Regions from separate parts of the Mus musculus genome. Here regions 2 and 3 are each linked to region 1. Evidence: chromatin loops called from intact Hi-C (ENCODE). Cell type or tissue: left cerebral cortex. All regions are shown on one strand. Links, peaks and the distances in the headings refer to the core of each region. The heading gives the core; the rest is flanking DNA.

Region 1 (7,113 bases), core at 768-5,767:
GCTTGCCTGGATTTCACAATGAGTTCAAGGCCAGCCAGTTTAATGAGACCTTGTTTGAAAGCAAAATTAAAAAGGATGGGCCATGTATGCCTGTGGCTGGGTAGGGCACTTGTTCGGCATGCTGGAGACCCTAGCTTCACTCCCTAATTGGAGAGACAGAGAAGATGTGTCCAGAGGAACCCTATTCAGTTAACTCAGATCTGCAGAAAACAGAACAAGCATTAAGGCCCGGCAGATGGGAACACAGCAGAAAGCGGGGTGGAACCCGGGGACAGTATTCTGTTTCTCACAGCCTCTGTGATCAAATGCATTTCCAAATGGGCCCCCAGAGAGACTTCTAAAAATGAGAACATTCGTTCTGGGTCGCATTTCTTTTGACATTTCCTATTTGCTACCTTGTTTTAATTAAATCTTGGCTCTCTTTGTAAGAAAGAGTTCCTCTCTGCAGAAATGCAAGAATGTCCAGAATGCAAAGCTGGGACGGCTTTTCCAGCAGCTCGGGATCTGAAGCCCCTTCTCGACAAGAGTCCTTCTTCAAGCCCAGCCTCAGCAGAGGTTCTCGGAGCTGTCTCTTCTCCAGAGGATGAGGTCAGCTTCCTGCGTGTGCTTGTTCTCTCTCTCTCTCTCTCTCTCTCTCTCTCTCTCTCTCTCTCTCTCTCTCTGTGTGTGTGTGTGTGTGTGTGTGTGTGTGTGTGTGTGTGTGTGTGTAAACTGTTGGAACACATGTAGACTATTTGTAATCCAGCACACTGTGGGATCGCAGCTCCCAATACTATTAAAGAAGCAACAAATTAACAGGCATCATTTTTTGAACTCAGAATCCATTGATACAATGAAACAAATGACAGTTGGGTTTGTTACTAAACTGTGTGTAATCTTGTTTTGTGTTTAACTTTTATTTCTGTCTCCCTGATTACAGACAGCCAGTGTTAGTCTTCATGCGTTTCTGTTTTACATGGATTACAGAGACACAAATGGTTGGATGACGACAATTTGTCCCTTATCTTCCATGAAAATTGCAGAGCTGGCCCAAGGAGCAGCCCTACTAAGTGCTACTTAGTGAGGAGGGAAATGAACTTTTTAAGAATCCCTCCTGACTTTTAGCTCAACCAAATTTTATCATTGTTTGTAAAACCTTCAAAATCAAGTTTCACCCCTTAAAATTCTCCACCACTTCTCCCAAATAGTATATTCAGTCAGACTACCCAGATGAAGTTTGATATGCAATGTTTAGGATGTAAATTTTGCTGGGGAAATACCAGAGAGAGAGCGAGTGAGCGATCAGTTTTTTGACATGTTTGAATCTCTAGGATCAATATCCAGTACTTTAAAAAAAAAAAAAAAAGGCCAGCGTGTTGGGACCCACCTTTCATTGCAGCCAGAGGCAGGGGAAGGCAGATCCCTATGAGCCCAAGGCCAACCTGTCCACACTGAGAGTTCTAGGCCAGTAAGCCATCCTAGGTGAGACCCAATCTCAGATAAATAGAAACTAAATATTTTTTTGTAGTAGAGCGTTGACCAGGAGTTGAGTGTCCACGTCTGATAAGGCTTAGGGTGAAAATGTGTCCCTGCAGAAAAACTGCTTTGAGCTTCCACCATCAACTGAAAACAACACAGCTATTTCCACACAAAAAACATGAGACAGGTCCTGGTGCACTTTAACCTCTGGCAGGCACTATGTTTCCGCGTGGCTTAGGATGGAGCCAGGCAGGTTATTGCAGGTTGCACTTGGGGGGTCAAAGCTCAATCAACCTTCCGCCTTTGGTTCATTAAAGCCCGTGGCCCTGAAAGATTTAGTTAGATACGCTTGCTGGAATTTTGCCAAAGCCAACGGGGTCCCCCTACCCCAACTCCTCCATTAACTGTGGTAATCAAAACTCACAAAATGTGTATTTCTTTTTTCACTTTTCTTTCTTTCTTTCCTCTCTTTTCTTTTCGTCCTTCCTTTCTTTCTTTCTTTCTTTCTTTCCTCTTTTTCCTTCCTTTCTTTCTTTCTTTCTTTCTTTCTTTCTTTCTTTCTTTCTTCTTTCTTCCTTTCTTTCTTTCTTAGCTTCTGAGAAAAGATCTAGCTAGATACCCCAGGCTGGGTTCAAACTTGAGGCGATCTTCCAGCTTCTGCCTACAGAGTACTGGTATTCACATCGCACTCATTTTAAAATGTGCCCAGACCCTGGTAAGTAAGCATTTAGCTGGGTCCACAGATTTTTTCCCCCTCTCTCCAGCAGTAAACGTAGGGTCACTGAACGCAAAGCAAGAAAACGCATTCCCCTTCCTGAGAGCTGGAAAATAATTTACAAGCCCCAGGAGGAAAGCATCCCTTAAGGATGGCCAGGAGCTGTGAAAGGTCCAGAGAAAGATCCGACTGGCCCCACGATCTTATCCACGGTGGTCCGACAAGACAAGACAAGGCGTGGGGAAAGAGAGCCAAGAACTTTGACCCTGGCGCAGCACAAACAGAGCTGACCGCGCCCGAAGGGGCCATAGCTAACCCAAGTTAAGAGAGCTTCCGCGTTTGGGAAAGCCCCGCCCACCTGGACCCGCCCACCACCAGCTCCGCCAATCCCCTGGATCCATCGACCGCTCGGACTTCCCAGGCAAGGTCAATCGAGCGCCTATATACGGCCTGGACCCCGAGAGCGGCGATCAGGGAAGGTCAGTAGAGAACCTATCAAAGCATGGCTGTGGGCGGAGTCGAGGGCGGGGTCGAGTGGGGGCGGGGCGCGCTCTGCGCAGTCGGGTGCGATTGGTCACCCCTGGCGGAGCCGCACCTCGGACAGCAGCAGCGGCGGCAGCTAGGGTCCTGCGTGGAGAGTGGGGCGCGACGGGGACTCGCGGGCGGAGGCTGCGCGTGGGGACCCAGCACGCGAAGACCCAGCACGAGAGCGACTCTGGGCACGAGTGAGAGGAGGCGGCGGCGCCGGGGCCGCGGGTGACAGCGCTGAGGTGAGAGCGCGGGCACCCGAGTGACATCCCGAGTCCTCGGCGCAGCGGCCGCGAGCATCCCGGGAGCGGAGTTGTTAGCGGTTCTGCCAGTGCGCCGGGGAGAGGGGGGGGGGGGACTGGGAAGGACCGGGACGGAGAGTGAGGAGCGGACCCCGAGAGGGATCGCGAAGAGTGAGAGGACCAGGATGGGGACAGGGGTGAGGAGTGAACTCTGAGAGGGACTGCGTGTGAGCGAGGGGACCCGGAGAGAGATGGGGACATCAGGATGAGGAGGGGACCGAGAAATACCGCGGGAGAGCAAGGGGACCCCAAGACAGGACAGGGCAATGGGATTAACGAGGCGACTTGAAGAGGGACTCTGGCCGTGGGATAAGCGAAAGAACCCCGGAGGGACTTGCGACGACGGAGTGAGTGAGCGAGGAGATCCGCCCCTGATGGGCCGGTGGGAAAAGCAGACGGGACCCAGGGAGGGACACTCAGAGGGATTGGGACTGCAGACTGAGCAGGTTGACTTGAGAGAACTCAGGCAGCGGGATGAAAGAAGGGGACCCTAGAGAGACCGAGACAGGAAAATAAGCAAAGGAGACTTTTGGGGAGGCGAGGGCAGTAGTTCTGAAACTATGCTCTTGCGATGAGTGTAAAGAGGACCTCAGGAAGGCTTAGGGCAGCCGAGTGAAGGGAGGGGTCCCCAAAAGGGTGTGGGCTGAGGGACCCAGAGTAGGGACAGACAGCACTGAGAGTCCAAGGAGAGCCGGTGAGTGAAGTACCAGAGAAGAGCTTGCGCAGCGTGAACATGGTTTTTCTGGCCTCACAGCCAGGCACCTAGGGAAAAACACCGGCAGCCTGAGCCCGGGTGGCATTGAGTGGGCACAGCAGCAATGCTGACACCTGGACGACACCGATGCTGCTCCACTGCAAAGAACCCGAGGTCTCCCCCTGAGGGTTGAGTTCCGGGATGCTGGAAGGGGGATCATGTGATGGGCCCGGGAGTGAAAGACATAGATCCTAAGGGCTGGCCAAGGGCTAGCTAGACGATTTGTAGAGATTAGACCAGCGTCTCACCTCTTTCTTCTAAACAGCAGGCTGGCTTCCCAACTCTTCCCTAAAGTTCGACCTCGAGGTTCCTTGATGACACATCTGGGGCAAAACTAGAGGGGTTTGCTCCCCATTCACCGGCCCCCAAGTAGTTGGAGGGAGGGATAATTTAGAAGAGCCTTGAATTAATTAGGATGTTAATTTTAATGCTCTTAAAGCACCGGATTGTGTTTGTTTGTTTGTTTCAGTTTAGGCTTTTTATTTCCGCTCCACAAAGAGTTAAGAAACTTTTTCCCATTTGGCAGCCCGGCTCTATCAGTGTTTACAATGCACACATAGGAGAACCAGAGCAGGTTTGTAGTTAGGGCTGTTTAACTTTGATGTGTTAGACACGGTTGGAAGGTCACCCTCAATCTTTCAAAACAGTTGCTGGGGCCAGTAAATGAATGGTGCTTTCTAGGCAAGCTGAAGGGCCAGACATGTGTATTCAAAGCAGACACTGTAGGTCTCTCTCAAGGCCCCAACAGAGCTGAGGCAAAAGAAGGGGGCAGGGGCAGGCTAGCCTTCTACTCTGATGCAAGTGAAAAGACCTTGACCCCAGTGCCAGCATATACTGACATGGCCCCAACCCCCTCTGGGTGCTCCCCCAATACACTTGTTTGATCATCAACTTTATACTTGAAGATTTTAAGGAATCATGACGGTTTTTTTTTTTCAGTTATTTTGGGGAGAGAGTGGCATTTACAAAACAATCAGCTTTCATTGTGACATTTTTATATATGGCTTGTATTTCCAATTTTTAAAATCCTTTTCTCTATCTCTAATGTCGTTTCCCCTCTGTTCCATCGCTGTTTGATTCATTTTAGAAACTTAAGAAATGATGATTTTAGGGAAATAATGGAGGATGTAACTAATATTCCATTTCTGTTGCTTTGATGACCCTTCTGTGTCACCTTTAGAGTGTGTGGCATTTGAAACGCTTAAACTGGGCATGATAGCAGGACTCAGGATGCTGAGACAGGATAATTTTGAGTTAGATGCTAGCCTGGGCTACAATGGTACCAAGCCAGCCTGGGCTCTGAGACTCTGTCTCAAAAAACTGAAGAAATGTTTTGCTTGTGTTTAGCACTAGACAGCTGTGCCAAAACTATACTGTATTATTCCTAGTAGACACAATAGAGGGTTGGGCTAGCAAGCCCAAAGCCCTAGCTGGGCTTGGTCCCCAGAACAACAGCAAAAGAAGAGTCTTGCCCAGATCTGCTGTTGATTTGTTTAGGTGCAGAAGAGAGCATCAAAGCCAGGCTAGTGCCAGGCAAATGACCTTCCCACTGAGCCACACTGCCAGCCTCGATGTCATTTCTGTCTAAGATCAATGACTCTGAAATGGTTTTCAGCAGGGGCAATAGTAAATGAAAGGTTTGCTCGGTTAACGGGCTCTGCCTTAAGGCAGCTCTGATGCAGTACAGGGCCAGGTGTGATGCTGGAAATCCTACCACTAGGATCCCACCCGCTAGGAATCCCACCCACTCAGAATCCACCTGCTAGAGATCCGCCCCTGTGAAACTCAAGTGATACTAAGAACAGGACCAGCCTCAGCAAGCACAGGTTTTTGGGTTTGTTTGTTTGTTTGTTTGTTTTTTTCCAGAATTCAAGGAAGAAGTAAAGTTAGGTGAGGTGGAATGGAGGGTGGGGTGGAGGATGGGGGTGACGGGAGGGGTGGGGGTAAAGGATTAAGCCAGTTAACTCCTGTGTCTATTCATCCTGGGGGTAAGGCATGAGGGGCATGAGGTTCTCTGAGTGGGAAAGCCCAGCCCCAGCCTTTCCAGGAAGTTCTAGAAGTGTCTGACCATGAAAATATTTTCTCCTATCTAGCAAGCTCACTTCTGACTGGTGCGAACGGTCATATCTAAAGACAAAACAATAAATGTATTTCCTTGTATGAAAAGGAAGTGCCCTGCTCCTCTCCTGAGTCATCGCTTAGGCAGCCAAGACAGCCACTTTGTGCTATGGCAGTGTTGATTCAGGGATGATGGAGATAGATGAAGGGAGTAAAATTCTTAGTGATAAGAGGAGTCCTTAGCGTTCTTCCCGGGGTGGGGGGCACGTGAGAGGGGAGGGATGTGTATGAGATCTTGATGTTTATTCATTTAGAAGGCTTTGTTTCCTGTTGAAAAACTCTATCGACAAGAGATTCAGATGAGCACTGGCGTGTTCTTCACCTTAGTCTCGGGCTAGCTGGAGCCCAGGAAACCTAATAACCCATTTTACACTTTCCTTACTGCTTCGGTCCCGTACAGTCGATCCATTGTACTCTCGGAGGCTGCCTGGCCATCTAGTGTGGCTTAACAGGCAAGCCAACCTGAGCAAGCATCTTCATTGCTTGCCAGCATTCATAACCGCATGGGTCTTCTATAGATCGGGGTGTAGGAGTGGAGCAAGGGCTGGAGAGCTGACGGGAGACGATCACCAAGTCTTACCTGCACGCATGTGTGACATACAGATGCATTTCCCCTTCAGAATGTTCTCCCAGTTTAAATTTCTTCCCTCCCTCCCAAATAGACAGATACACACACGCACACACAGACTGGTATGGTTTGTATATGCTCAGCCCAGGGAACGGCACTATTAGGAGGTGTGGCCTTGTTGGAGTGGGTGTGGCCTTGTTGGAGTGGGTGTGGCCCTGATAGAGTAGGTGTGGCCTTTTTGGAGTAGCAGTGTCATTGTAGGTGTGAGCTATAAGACCCTTATCCTAGCTACCTGGAAGCCAGTCTTCTTCTAGTGGCCTTTAGAACAAGATGTAGCACTCTCCGCACCTTCAGCTCCATGCCTGCCTGGATGCTGCCATGCTCCTCCCTTGATGATAATGGACTGAACCTCTGACCCTGTAAGCCAGCCCCAATTAAATGTTGTTCTTATAAAGAGTTGCCTTGGTCATGGTGTCTGTTCACAGCAGTAAAACCCTAAGACACGGACACATATAGACAAACACACAGAGAGACAGATATACAGGCACACAGAGACACATATGCACATACACAGAGGCACGCACATACATAGACAGATACACACACACACACAAACACACATACACACACACACACACAGAGGAAAGGTCCTGTCTTAACATGTTTTTGG
Region 2 (7,113 bases), core at 1,207-6,206, 66 kb after region 1:
CATGTTACATGCTGGCCTATACCACATGAAAGAAACCAGCCCCAAGAGAACACATGTTATGTGACACATGTTCTATGAGGCTGTTCTCAGAACTCTCAGGAACCAGGAAATGGAAGGAGACAAAAGCTAGTTGGTGTTTGCCTAGTGTGGAGGGCGAGAGGGCAAAGGCTGTGGGTTTCTCCTTGCCGTGAAAGCAGTCTAAGAATGGCATTGTGGTGGTTGCACATCCCCTGGGAAAACACCAAAACCTTCTGTAAGCAGATTGGATATGGGAGTTATATGTCAAGGAAGCAAATTTTTTTTAACTTGAGTACACATAGTTCAACTAAGAAGTGGACTCAAACATATGCCTTACTCTGTGGGCATGCTGGACACTCCAGGCTGTGTTTATCTGTTTATCTGAAGCAAAGAGTTAAAATTATAGGCTGGGTCTAGGTAGATGGCTCAGTCAGGAAAGGGCTTGTGTGTACCTACAGAAAAGGCCAGGAGTGGTAGTGTGCGCCTGTAACCACATTGTAATAGGGAGGAAGACAGGAAATCCATGGAGCTCATTGGCCACCCAGCCATGATCCATCTGTGAGCCCCAGGGTCAGTGAGAAACCCTGTCTCGACAGAGAGAGAGACAGAGACATAAATGGATGGATGAGTGGGTGGATGGGTGTGAAGTGATTGAGACACCCGACAGCAACCTCTGTCCTCCACATGCATGCATGTGCACACACATGTACACACACTCACATTAGTTTTATTCACTAGCTCTCACACAATGTTGTTAGGAATATCTTAGTCCCTGGCTCTGTCATCAGACTAGATTAGCAGGAGGGCATTGTAGCCATGGAGTTACTGATGGTTTAGTGATTAAGTGAAATTTGGTGCTGAATACGGGTAGGCTCTAGCTAATCTAAAACAAGCTACAGAAAGAATCCGAGGAAAGAGCTGGGTGGTGGTGGGCCATGCCTTTAATTCCAGCATCTCTCAGGAGGCAGAGGCAGGAGGATCTCTGAGTTTGAAGCCAGCCTGTTCTACACAGAGAGCTCCAGGTCACCAAAGGAAACCCTACACAGAGAAATCCTGTCTCAAAAAACAAAAACAAAAACAGAATCAGGGAATAACTGGAATCATGAAACTATGGTTTGTGAACAGAGGCACAAGGTATCCTTGGATTGGGGAGAACAGGTGGAAGTTGAGACATTGCTTCTAGTTGTTTATTTTAATTCCTGCAAGGCACTGGACCCTCTGTGGTGGTTCACAACTTTGATCTCAGCACTCAGGATGCAAAGACAGGCAGATCTCTGCTAGTTTGAGGCCAGCCTGGGCTACATAGGGAGTTCCAGGCCAGCTAGGGCTACACAGGGAGACCCCTCACCTCATGTCAACAAAACAAAAACGTACTCCAAGGCTGGGAGATGGCTCAGTGGGTAGAGCGTTTCTCACACAAGTATGAGGGCTTGAGTTCAGACACCCAGAACCGAGCTCTGTGAAGCCTCCATCTCCAGTGGTGGAGTGCTGGTTGTGAGTGTCAGGGACCATCCTCTGAGTCGGACCCTGAGCAGTCACTAGGCAGTCAGTGAGGACAGTGCTCAGTGAGACGGCATAGACAAGTTTGAAGATGAGATTCTATGCAGGTGTCAGCTACATGTCAAAAGGACAAGCGTGAAGAAGCAAGTATGGACATGGAGAAAGGATAAAGCCAATTGTTAACAGGAACTCGGCATGCTGTGTGCAAGGCTTTGTGGTGGGTCGGGTGCGTGTGGAGGCCACAGAACAACTGTGGCTCTCATTCCACAGTACCGACCACCTTGGTTTTGAGTCCCTCACTGACTGAGGGCTCACCAATTCAGCTAGCTGGCCAGCAACCCACAGGCATCCGATCTGCCTCAGCCTCCTCAACGTTGGCACTGAAAACCTACCACCACATCCAGGTTTATTTTGCTTTCTTTTCTTTTTCTTTTTTAAATGCATGTACTAGGGTGACTATCTCTCCAGCCCCTGAGTTGGGAATAAAAATTAAAAAAAAAAAAAAAAAGGTTCTAAATCTGTGTCCACATTCGTCTCACATTAGTCATGTATTGCTTTAACAATATAAAATTAATAGTTAACATGGAAATGTGGGAGATGGCTATAGGCAAGTCTGGAAAGGGAGGTGTTGGAACAGTGTATCTCACGACTGTGCCAGAAACAACAGAGGTCACTGGGAGTCGACAACATTGATTATCATGTGCTGCCAGGTTAGTGTCACATACCGTGCGTAGGGTTTCTTGTTCTTCTCTTCTATGGCTTATTTACTTATGTATTTATTTATTGTTATGGTTTTTCTTTTTCTTTCTTTGAGACTTATTTCTTCTTGTTTTATGTGTACTGGTGTTTGCCTGCATGCATGTCTGTGTATCATGTGTGTGCAGTGCCCATGGAGGCCAGAAGAGGGCGCTGTATCCACTGGAAGTGGAGTAAGAGACAGTTTTGCGCTACACATGGGTGCTGGGAACCATCCAGGAGCCCTCTGGAAGGGCCTGACACTCTTAACCACCTAGCCATGTCTTTCAGCAGCCGGTGGGTCATTTTGAGTTATATGACGTATCTACAGATCTGTGGCTCCTCCATGTAGATCCTGAGTCTACTGAGGTGGTCATCTCATGGGAATCCCAGAAGCCTGTGATGAAAGTTGGATCTTTTATATTTACCTTTCATGCTTGGCAATAAATGCTTTATATTATTTTTCTGAATATTTATGTCTACTCCATCATTAGTTGTTGGTTTGATTTTATCAAGATATCAAAGTCTCATTAGGTTGCGCAGACAGGCCTCGGACTCCTGGGCTCCAGCCATTCCCAGTCCCCCACCCCCACCCCCAGAGTCCCTGGGACCACAACTGTCGGCTCTCAAGTTCAGCTCTGTTCTCCCATAGTTATGTATCCTCCCCTCTGTCCACAGACACATCCTAAGTGCAGAAGTGAGGAGAGACTGCTGCTACAATGTTCCAGAGCCACTCAGTGGGGGCTGTGCCATACATCAAAAGGTACTGTGCTCCCTGACGCAGCTGCCTCCTATAATATAGGAGTAAGTTGTGTTTTCTGGGCTTTCTGTGGTGAGATTTTACTGTGTTCGTAAGAATCTGACAGGTATATAAACACATGAGTAAGAAGGTAGGGCATATACGGATGGAGCGATGATTGGGAATTAAGAACATGCACTCTTCTTGCAGAAGACCTGGCTTCGGTTCCCAGCACCCACATAAGACAGCTCCCAACCTACCTGTGACTCCAGCTCCAGGAGGCTTGGCGCCCTCTTCAGGCCTCCACCGGCACTGCGCCCACATGAACAAACCCAACACCTAGCTGCTGCTGCATACACATAATTTACAAAATGAAATAAGTGTTTTTAAAATGTTATATTATTGAAAGTGTGGGGTTTTTTTTTTAGGTCTAAGGAGATGGCTCAGGTGACATATTCCTTGCATTACAAACATGAAGTCCTCACTTTGATTTACCCCCCCCCCCCAGAACCACATAAAATAGCCAGGGGTGATGGCACGTACCTGTCATCCCAGCACTGTGGAGACACCCTGGGGGGAGGGGGCTCACTAACCAGCCACCCTCGCCCAACTGATGAGGTCTGGACTCAGTATGAGACCGTGTCTCAAAAAGTAAGATGGAGAAACAGTGGAGGAAAAGACCTCTGCTTCACCTCCTGCTTCTACATGTGCGTACATGGCCAAGCACATGCTCGCCCATATGAACATGTATGCATATAAACACACACACACACTTCACCGTCTCTAGGGCCCAGTTGCTCCATCCTCATCATGCCTGGTCTGATGAGGTTATCCGTGGTAACCATTTCAGTGAGTGTGAGGCAGTATCTCACGGTTAGGTTTGTGTGTCTGGGGAGTTACTGCTAAGCATCTCTCATTGGCCCCTTAGACATCTTCCTTGGTAAGAGGCGCTCACTCATCTTTCACACATTTTTTTTAATGAATTGTAGGGGATTGAGAGATATTTTAAAAGTTAACCCTGGCCACAGGGCTGGAGAGATGGCTCAGTGGTTAAGAGCACCAACTGCTCTGGAAGAGGTCCTGAGTTCAATTCCCTGCAATCACATGGTGGCTCACAACCATCTGTAATGAGAACCGATGCCCTCTTCTGGTGTGTCTGAAGACAGCTACAGTGTACTCACATACATAAATAAATCTTTAAATAGAAAAAAAAGAATAAAAGAGCACTGGCCGCTCTTGCAGAAGCCTTGGGTTCAGTTCCCAGCAGCCACATGCTGGCTTACGATCACCTGTAACTCCAGCTCCCGAGAGCCATCGCCCTCTTCTGGCCTCTTCAGGCACCAGGCGTAAACATGGTGTGCAGACATACATATGAGCAGAGCACCCCTACACATAAAACAAAATAAAAAATAAAAATCGAATTGCTAGTGGGTTGTGAGAGGTCTTTATACTTTTGTGTACAAGTGAGGTATGTTTTGTGCAGGTTTTCATGTGGTGTTGCTCCTCCATGCTGTAACCACAGATGTGTCTAATTTGGATGAAGTCTAATGTAGAGTCTACTTTCTGTGGACCACACGTTTGTTTCTGGCCTGAGGGCAGTGCAGCCTTCATTTCTGTTTTGAATGAGAACCTTTTTACTCTTTTCTGGGACGGTCGTGTAGTCTGGATGGGTGTGTTTCTTCCTCGTACATAGACTGGAGTTGCTGGTGAAGCGCCATGTTTATTTGTGGGGAAAATCTTATATTTCTTCTTTTTTTTTTTTTGAAAAGTTAAAAATTCCTTAATTTTTTATTCCTGGTACCACTACCACAATTTACAGGGCAATATACCTGATGTAATGAAAAGAAAAAGAAAAAGAAAAAGAAAAAGAAAAAGAAAAAGCTACAACAGCTAAAAGACCTTAGGAATGTACATCTAATTGACACTACATTGCATTAATCAATAGCTGCACTTTTTGCAAACTGTGGCTATGACAGTCCTGAACAAGAAGGGTTTCCTGTTTAAGCTGCAGTGACTTTTCTGACTATGGATCATCGTTCCTTCTGTGGCAGATTTTTTTACAGTTCCTCTAATGCATTTGGGACGACTGTCTCAAAGTAACCTGCAGCTTTCCTGACAACTCCTCGCTCTCTCTCCTGCTAAGAACTGTAGTCATTTCTGTTTTATTTAAAAACCTTCTGCTACCATATCCACCACTTCCACCTCCAGATCCATAGCCACCACCATAGGGACGGCCTGAGCTTCTTCCACGTCCTTCTGTGTCCCTCGACTCTCTCAGCTCATCTATGTCTCCCTATTTGAAGCATGTATATACATGTGTGCATGCGTGTTTAGTGTTTATGTATGATTTGTGCATACATGTGGCCCGTGCTGAAATGATGCTACTGGCATGGCCTCTTTATAACAGTTGGCTTCAGGCTCTCTTCCTCCAGACTTGGAGCTGTCACACTCTCCACAGCTCACACTGAATTCATTGTGAGGTTGGCATAAGTGATCAACTGTCCGTCAATCACAGTGGGAACCTCGCATCTCACCATCCAGCTCCCACTTGCATTCCCATCAATCCTTTGCACACGCCCCGCGCCTCTCTAGCGCGGCTCCCCTCCCGTCTGAAGGACTCCCCTCAGCACCCCCTCAGTGTGAACAGCGAAGCCCTGCATTCCTTCAGCTTCACCTGCATCCTGAAGCCTTTATTCTGCCTTCACTCTTCAAAGGTATTTTCATTGGCTATAGAATTTTGAGTTTGGCTTTTTTTCTTTGGGCACTTTAAGAAAGGTGTTCTATTGTCTTCTCCATTATAATATTTATGGCCAGGAGTCTGCTAAGTCTGCTGCCTCCCTTTTCCTGCTTCTTTACAAAGAATGTCTCCATTATCCCTGGACTGTTTGTCTCCATCCTCTGTTGCTGTGATAAAAATATCTTGACAAAAGGCAACTCCAGGGAGAGACAGTGCATTCTGGCTCACCGTTCAAGGCTGCAAGGTGTAGGGGGCAGGGAAGTCAAGAGCAGGGATGGATGGATGCTCATGCTTAGCTCACTTCTAGCCCAAGATCCCAGCCTAGGGAATGGTTCTGCCCACAATGGGCGGTCCTCACACCTCCATTAATCTAGTCAAGATAATCCCTCCAGAAATGCCTCAAGCCCCACCCACACCCGTCTCCCAGGAGATCTGGAACCTATCACATTGACAGTTGAGATTAGCCATCACTCTACTTTTATGACTTTATCAATTTGTATTTAATATTTATTTCTATATGAAAATGGGGGTTGCCCAGCAAGTATGACTGTATACTGTATGAGTGCCCAGTGCCTAGGGTTCCCATGGAGGCCAAAAGAGGTTGTTGGCTTCCCTAGAACTGGAGTTACTCGTGGTTGTAAGGAATTGAACCCTGATCCTCTGGAAGTACAACCAGTGCTCTTAACCCAAGTCGTTTCTCCAGCACCTTACCACACGTTTTGGACACCTTTTTTGTAATATGCTTGCTGTAATTTCTTTCATGTGTCTTGTTTCTTACTTTTTATAGACACCCGCAAATCGCAGGGTTTCTGATTCTCACCAGATTTGCAAATGCTCCCCACACTATTTCTTCAAGGAAATATTTAATATTTTATTTTATTTTTCTACTACTTTTTTATTTTATGTGTATGAGTGTTTTGCCTGCATGTATGTGTATGCACTCTGTGCATGCCTGAAGATCCCCTGGAACTGGAGTTAGGTGTGAACAGGCATGTAGGTACTGGGGATCGAACCCAGATCCTCTGAAGAGCATCCAACGCTCTTAACCACTGAGCCACCTCTCTGGATCTGTCTTACGATATCCTTTCTCACCTTTACAGATGCCTGCTAGTCATATACAGGCTGCTTGGAGGTTTCCCTGGCTGAGTGATTCTCAACTGTGTTTGCTTGCTTGCCTGCTTGCTTGCTTGCTTCCTTCCTTCCTTCCTTCCTTCTGTTCATCTTTTTCTATGTTTTATGTGAGTTTCATATATTCATTCAAACACACTCACTAAGTTTTTTTCCACATCCCATCCCATGCACCATGTTTTTTTCCCCAGACATTGTATTGTCCTTTCCTGACACAGGCCGAGTTTGCATCTCTTACGGCTTGTCTATCGATGCT
Region 3 (7,113 bases), core at 1,136-6,135, 290 kb after region 1:
GCAGAAAAAATACGGTATTAATAAATGAAAATCTCAGTGCCAGGAGTTGGCTATGGTATCCCAGAGAAACCCCCTGCATGTCAACAATACAGGTTGTGGCCATTGTTCTCAGTTGTCCCCCAAAACTAGATGGCAAGACTCTATTGCTGATGTCATTGTACATGTTGGGGGCAGAACACAGAGATACCAAGCTAGACCTGGATAGGAAGCTTCCTCTCTGCCTGCTAGCTTTGACAGTGTTGATACGTGTGGTGCAGGTCTGTCAGGAAGAGAAGCCATCATGAGTCTTATACCCAGCTGTAAATCCTCACGGTTCTGGTGTAATAGTGTCATCATCTGTTATGTAGGTAAGGAATTATACCTGAACCCAGTCAAATGGCCATGGCTGGGCAGGTTGTAAGCCCTAGGACAGAATCTATTACTGTTGTTTTGCTAAATGAACATGCCACAAAACCAACTTCTAAGTCTTGAAGGTTTGGGTTTTTTTGTTTTTGTTTTTTTGTCTTTTGTTTTTTTATTTTTTGTTTTGGTTTTTCCAGACAGGGTTTTTTTTTGTGTAGCCCTGGCTGTCCTGGAACTCACTCTGTAGACCAGGCTGGCCTTGAACTCAAAATTCCGCCTGCCTCTGCCTCCCAAGTGCTGGGATTAAAGGCATGCACCACCACTGTCTGGCTAAATCTTGATGTTTTATAGAGAGTAATGCTACCTGTCTTAGTCAGGGTTTCTATTCTTGCACAAACATCATGACCAAGAAGCACTTGGGGTGGAAAGGGTTTATTCAGCTTACTCTTACTCTTTGATGATGCTGTTCATCACCAAAGAAAGTCAGGACTGGAACTCAAACAGGTCAGAAAGCAGGAGCTGATGAAGAGGCCATGGAGGGATGTTCTTTACTGGCTTGCTCAGCCTGCTCTCTTATAGAACCCAAGACTGCCAGCCCAGGGATGGTCCCACCCACAAGGGGCCTTTCCCGTTTGATCACTAATTGAGAAAATACTCCACAGCTGGATCTCATGGAGGTATTTCCCCAACTGAAGTTCCTTTCTCTGTGATAACCCCAGCAGTGTCAAGTTGACACAAAACTAGCCAGTAGAGGCAGGTGGATTTCTGAGTTTGAGGCCAGCCTGGTCTACAGAGTGAGTTCCAGGACAGCCAGGGCTACACAGAGAAACTCTGTCTCTAAAAAACAAAACATAAAAGACTGGACCCCATCCCACCTCCCCACCCCAGAGGCTATTGACATATGTTACTAGGGAAGAAGGATATTTTATAAAACAATGTAGCAACTGGTAAGTTGTGTTTGCTCCAGTATATACCTCAACCACCATGCTCAAGCAAACAGCCCTAATCAAATGGTGTAGGTTACACATCAAAAGATATGGGAGTAGAAGGAAAAACTATTGAGAGAAGAAAGGGTTTAGTGAGAGGGAAATTAAGATAAAAGACATTCATGGATGGGTGATGGTGATCAAATACATGCATGTCTAAAATTATCAAGGAATGAATAAATTAAAAAACAAAACCTTTGGGCCCCGGCAGAGATATGGCCCAGCAGTTAAGAAGAGCACTGGCTGCTTTTCAAAGAATCAAGGTTCAATGTCCAGCACCCACCTGGCAGCTCACAACTCTTTCTCATCCATTTTATGGAATCTAGCGCCCTCTTGTTGTGTCTGTGAGCACTGCATGCACATAATGCAAATGGACAGGAAGGTGGGGGGGGGGGCTTGTGTTGCTGATATGGCTTGATAGTAACTTTCAGTGAAGTCTAAACACTGTGTGTCTTTGGGGGTTTGGAGGGTGGCTCTTCTGTCCGAGAGCTGTAACTGGAAACTCACGGCATACCGCAGAGTCTTTAACTTGGAAAACCAGCATAAATCACTGGGTCAAATGGCCCATTCCCACAAGTCCAGATGATCCTGACATGGATAGAGTGATCCACATGTAGGAGAAATGAAGACTCAGAAACAAAAGGTTCCAAAAGGAGAATGCCAGAAAAATAGTTTTCCTCGATGTCAGAGAAACCTACAATATTAAAGAGAGGAACATTTTGTTGGCACTTATCAAAGCTATTTTTAAAGTCATTTATATTTGTTGGTTCAGTGAGTTAGAACAGAATCACAATCCCGTGCAGCTGGGAGATATCTGGTATCTACAAGACTGCTGCTCCTAGCTTCTCTTCTATCTCAAAAAATTGGTAGGAAGACGAAGAAAAAAGAGAGATGAAAAGAGACAGCCTGGGAAGACAAGGAAGGCATATAGGAAGTCAAGAGAGGCTGGAGATTCGGCTCAGTCAGAAGTGTTTGCTTAGTGTTCACAGAGGTCTGGGCTCCATCCCCAGCACCGCATAAATGACCCATGGTGACACATGCCTGCCATCCTAGTCCTTGGGAAGTAGAGGCAGGAGAATCAGCAGTTCAAGGTCACTCTTGGCTGCACAGCATCTTTAAGAAGTCAGTGTTGGTTGTGTGCATCTCCAGGCAGATGGCCTCTTTGCCCCCTGATCTATCATTCTCCAATCGGTGAGCCCAAGGCGATTTGGGAAACCTCAAGGGCAGCGCACTGCCAGTCAAGCAGGGTACAGAGTGTCTCTTTTCTGGTGTCCTGGAGTTTCGGCTCAAAGGTGATGGGAGAGGGTGTAATTCCTCCTCTGGGAAGAGGTGGCCAGACTTGTCCCTTGACCATCTGTAACTATCAACCTCCAGCCTACACTCGATAAGGTCAAGATCTTATCTAGAAGTTTCTCTGACAGGCCTATCCTGTTCCCCAGGGGCCGGGTGACGCTCTCAAAGCATGCTTGGTCTTGAGCCATCCTGAAAAGGCTCAGCCAAGAGGACAGCAAGGGGTTCTGGGAGCTGTCGGGTGCTTCCAAGAATGGAAACAGGTGTGGGAGGTCATCACTGTCCCTGATAGGGTGCCCAGATCTCTAGGTCCCTAAAGATTCCCTGTGTACCTTTGGATCAGTAGTTAGACTCAGCGAGGCAGCTGACATTCTGGGCCTGTCAGTTCTCTGTGAGGATGGTCCTGCAGGTGGTGGGGAGCAGGCAGGGAAGGAGAGATCCACCCTCCCCTGGAGCTCACTGCAAACTCCTGAACCATCTGGGAGTTACACCTCAGCACTGGGAGGGTAGAGGGAGCAGAGTCCTAAGTTCCAAGTTATCATCTGCTATATAGCAAGTTCAAGGTAATGGAGACACTGGGGAGGGAGAGAGGCAGAAAAGGGAGGAGAGAAGGAGGGAGAGAGGCAGAGAGGGAGAGAGATAAAGGGAGAAAGGGAGGGAGGGAGAGAGAGGGAGAGGGAGGGAGCAGAGGGAGTAAGGGAGAGAGGCATAGAGGGAGAGAAGCAGAGAGACAGGGAGGGAGAGAGAGAGGGAGAGAGGGAAAGAGGAGGGTGAGGGAGTAAGGAAGGGAAGGAGAGGAAGAAGGGGAAGGAGAGAGAGGGAAAGGGAGGTAGAGGGAGGAAGGGGAAGGAGAGGGAGGGAGAGAGAGGGAGGAAGGGGAAGGAGGAAGGAGGGAGATGGAGATCTTTAGTGCATCTACCCCCTTCCTTCTGGTTGTTAGAACTGCTTGAGCAGACCAAGGCATGATTAGAAAGAGTTCAGGATGACACCTTGGGCTGTGGGGTCAGGGATGAGCCCCGAAGCAACTATAAGGGACACCTGTGAATTTGACACCAAACCCCTCAGCATGGGCATCCCAATGCATGTAGGAATGGGGTGGGGGTGGGGGCTGAAAGCAGGTGTGCCATCTGCCCTGCTGCGGTCAGATTCTTCTCCGCTGTCTACTTTACATTAAAAGCCTCATGTGCCGTGACTAATGGCAGAGTCAGCTCACATTGTATGTGATTGCTAGAAAGGTTCTGAAAGAGTACTTTAGGGCCTGTCCTATGGGTAAAGGTGCTCGCTGCCAAGCCTGAGGACCTGAGTTCGATCCCAGGGACCCACATGATAGAAGGAGAGGTTTGATTCCTGAAAGATGTCAACTCTGTCTTACACACACACACACACACACACACACACACACACACACACACACACAGCCCATATGTGCAGCCCATTGTGTGCGCACACACAATACATACATGTAATACAGAGTAATAAAAACGTAAAAGTCAATTATATAAAAAAATAATATTTCTCCTATAGAAAGGTACTACCCACAATGTGGACTGTTTCCAAGTAGGACAAAGATGCACTCGCTGTTACCCTGCAAACTGATGAGTCCCGGTCATTTTCACCATCTAAACTTCAGCAGAAGCATTGGTGATGACAACCAGAGAAGCCATTTTGGAACAGTATCAAACCTACCCCTCCCCATCAGTACTGACTACTGCTAAACTCTCTTAGAGATCAGTGGAAGACACGGGAACCGGAGTGGTCACATTTCAGGATTCTGAAGACAGAAGAATTACGAGGGGGTGAGCTGATATGGGTGCGATGAAGGGTGGGGTAGGGCGGAGACACCAGAAGAGCCTTTGTTCATCTCCTCAGTCCATGGGGACAAAACAAGGGGCTCTGGGGAGGCTGATTGCCGAGGGAAGGACAGAAAACGAATCTGAGACCAGCATTTTCTAGCTTGGGATAACTGGCAGATTTGAATGCACCACAGAGCCAGAGGATAAGAAGCCATGTAGAAAGTTCCAGAAGAACAAGAAAGTTTTTAAAAGTTTGCCATGCTTTGGGAGTTAGGGAATAGAGATGGGGGTGGGGGAGGGAAGGACTTTGTGTGCAAGGAGAAGGTGTTGCATTGAAACTGAAAGTCACCCTTCACTTGGCTCTGCCAAGGAATGGAGCTGTGATCAGGCCCCGTTGCTCTTCAGAGCCAGACAGTGTCATTTTGAGAGTCTATATGCGCCTCACACAACGTTTGGCACGCAACAAAAATTCAGCAAGGCTCACTAAGAGGTAGGACTAGATCACTGAAAACAGAGGGAAAATTAGCAGCTAGAAAGAGCCTTACTGGTGGACAGGTGCTGGAGTCAGAGACTACCAATGTTCAATCGGAACTAACTGGAACCAATTGGAGTCAAACTGGACTGTGAAGACTTCATGGTGCTTAAAATTGGTTGCCTGACCTCATTCTGGATAGAGTATGTTTTGTGTGTGAGGTGCAGGGTGGGGTGGGAGGTGGGTCCCAGGGCTGGCGCATGCTAGGTAAAGTGCTCTGTCACACACAGGCCAACAGAAATGGGGAATGCACTGATTTAACACTATGTGAATTCTGGGTCTCACACTGCTCTTAGCCCATTGGAGTGCCAAAGATGGGGTATTCTCTTTCTCTCACTCATTCTCTCCCTTGCTTTGTTTTTCTTTCCTTCTCCCCCTCTGGCTTTTGAGACAGGGGTTTCTTTGTGTAGCTCTGGCTATCTTGAAACTGTAGACCAGGCTGGGCTTGAACTCAGAGATCTGACTGCCTCTGCCTCCTGTGCTGGGATCAAAGTGTCTTCTCTCCCTCCCTCTCTCTCCCATGAGGGATTTTTACTATGTTGCCAGACTGTGACCTCAAATTTCTCTGCTCAAGCAATCCTCCTGCCTCAGCCTCCCAATCGGCTAGGACTTCAGGTACATGCCATGCCAGGCTACTCATTATTGTAAACACAGCCTGTAGACAGTTTGTTAGGGATGTCAATCTGTCAGTCATCCATGGGAGGTCTCCATGAGATGGTATTTGACTTCACCCTGAATGTCAAGAAAAAAAAAAAAGTCAGAGAGAATTAGGATGATGTGCGGTCTGGGCAAAGTTCATATAGAGAATAGATTTAATCAGGAGTTGGCATAGCTCCCTGGAATGAGCCAGATGGTAAATATTTTAGCTGCCACGAGCCATGCCATCTCTGCTACAACTATTGGCTTTTCAACAGGCCAAAAGTAGCCAGGCACCATTTGCAAGTGGGTGATAGTTGATAGATTGCAGATTGCAGCCTCTGCAGCTACCCATGTGTTTCCCGATGGATGCTATTCTCTCTATAAAGTTCTCTGGGTGGTGGTGGTGGTGGTGGTGGTAAGTCATCTCAGTTCTTTTCTACCTTACTACAATATAACTATTTTATTCATTCATTCATTTAATTAATTAATTAATTAAATTTTGAGGTGGGGCTCACCGTATGTAGCTCTGGCTAGCCTGGAACTCGCTATAGAGATAAACCAGCAGGAGGCTGGACTCGAACTCCCAGAGATCCACCTGCCTCTGCCTCCATAGTGCTAGAATTAAAAGCATGCGTCATCACATGCAGCTAAGAAGAAAGGCCCCGTCTTTTATTAATTTATAATAGGTTCGTGGAAATGGCTCAGTGAGGATGGACAGCTAAGTTCAATTCCTGGAGCCTAGGGTAGAAGAAGAGAATTGACTTCACCATCTGAGCACTAACCTCGCGGGCACGCTGGGCTGCACGTGAACCACCCCCACCCCACCCCACCCCCGCCCGTCGCCCATTAATTAATAAAAAGCGTATCTGTAACAGAGGCGCTCGGTATAACTTTATTAGCTGCAAAGTGAAATTTGAATTTCTTACAGGATTCCCCTTTCTTGTCACAAAGTATCCTTCCTCGCCCTCAACTTCTTTAAAATGTACTGGGCACTCTACTCCGGTACCCTAGGTGGCTGCCAAAGGTGGGTAGCAGGAGTCCTTTGGGGGACAAGAAAGAAAGCCAAGCCTCCTATCACCCTGCAGATGGACCTTTGCTAGATCAGGCCTAACTAATTGTCTCCTCCCACTCGTCCCAACTCTGGGAAAGCCATCAAGGTTGTTTTCCCGCACCCTCCAGCCCACCAAAGCCACAAGAAGCCACCAGCCAAGCCAGGAGAGCTGCACAGAACCCTGTGAGCTGGGCGCGCACCTGCTCCCGGGTCCCCGCGCACCTGCTGAGCCGCGCTCCGGCCTCGTCTCGCGAGATCCGGGCTGGCGTAGTGGCCCCCACCCCCACCCAGGCCACCGAGTACCTCTCCCCGCCCCCGGGCCGGGCCTCCCCGCCACCTTGGGGACCAGCCCGGCCCCCCTCTTCACCCCCACGGCATCGTAGCGGCTGCGCTCCGCACGCAAGCCCCTCAGTCCCAAGGGACCCCGCCTCCCCGGCTGGAGGGTGGCCCGGCGGGCAGGTGCACGCGCCGCCTGCCGCC

The links. A loop is a pair of places that touch in the nucleus more often than their neighbours do. Peaks named below come from ENCODE experiments on the same cell type or tissue, not always from the same donor. Only the 100,000 strongest peaks of a DNase experiment are listed, where the experiment ranks them.
Region 2: a loop joins it to region 1, with 2.5 times the contacts of the local background. A loop is called at or near these places in 3 of 42 quality-filtered maps.
Region 3: it touches region 1 in a loop (7-fold over the local background); 13 of 42 quality-filtered maps call a loop at or near these places.

What each region holds. Positions count from the first base shown.
Region 1 is chr5:117,117,397-117,124,509 of GRCm38, forward strand. It overlaps Taok3 (TAO kinase 3), which reads left to right and starts at 2,733. Exons shown (of 21, transcript NM_001199685.1): 1 at 2,733-2,943. In left cerebral cortex, for the core only: a CTCF peak has its summit at 2,773; DNase peaks (open chromatin) are centred at 1,731, 2,604 and 3,344; H3K4me3 peaks cover 2,389 bases; H3K27ac peaks cover 640 bases.
Region 2 is chr5:117,182,596-117,189,708 of GRCm38, forward strand. Taok3 (TAO kinase 3) reads left to right here. Exons shown (of 21, transcript NM_001199685.1): 2 at 2,932-3,016. Among named protein-coding and RNA genes, the nearest start is that of Taok3, 66 kb to the left of the region's middle. In left cerebral cortex, for the core only: CTCF peaks have their summits at 2,427 (motif pointing right) and 3,298 (motif pointing left); DNase peaks (open chromatin) are centred at 5,219 and 5,416.
Region 3 is chr5:117,406,774-117,413,886 of GRCm38, forward strand. It overlaps Gm52829 (a long non-coding RNA gene), which reads left to right and starts at 3,153. Exons shown (of 3, transcript XR_003955989.1): 1 at 3,153-3,181; 2 at 4,344-4,414; 3 at 6,269-6,414. In left cerebral cortex, for the core only: a CTCF peak has its summit at 1,646; a DNase peak (open chromatin) is centred at 1,656.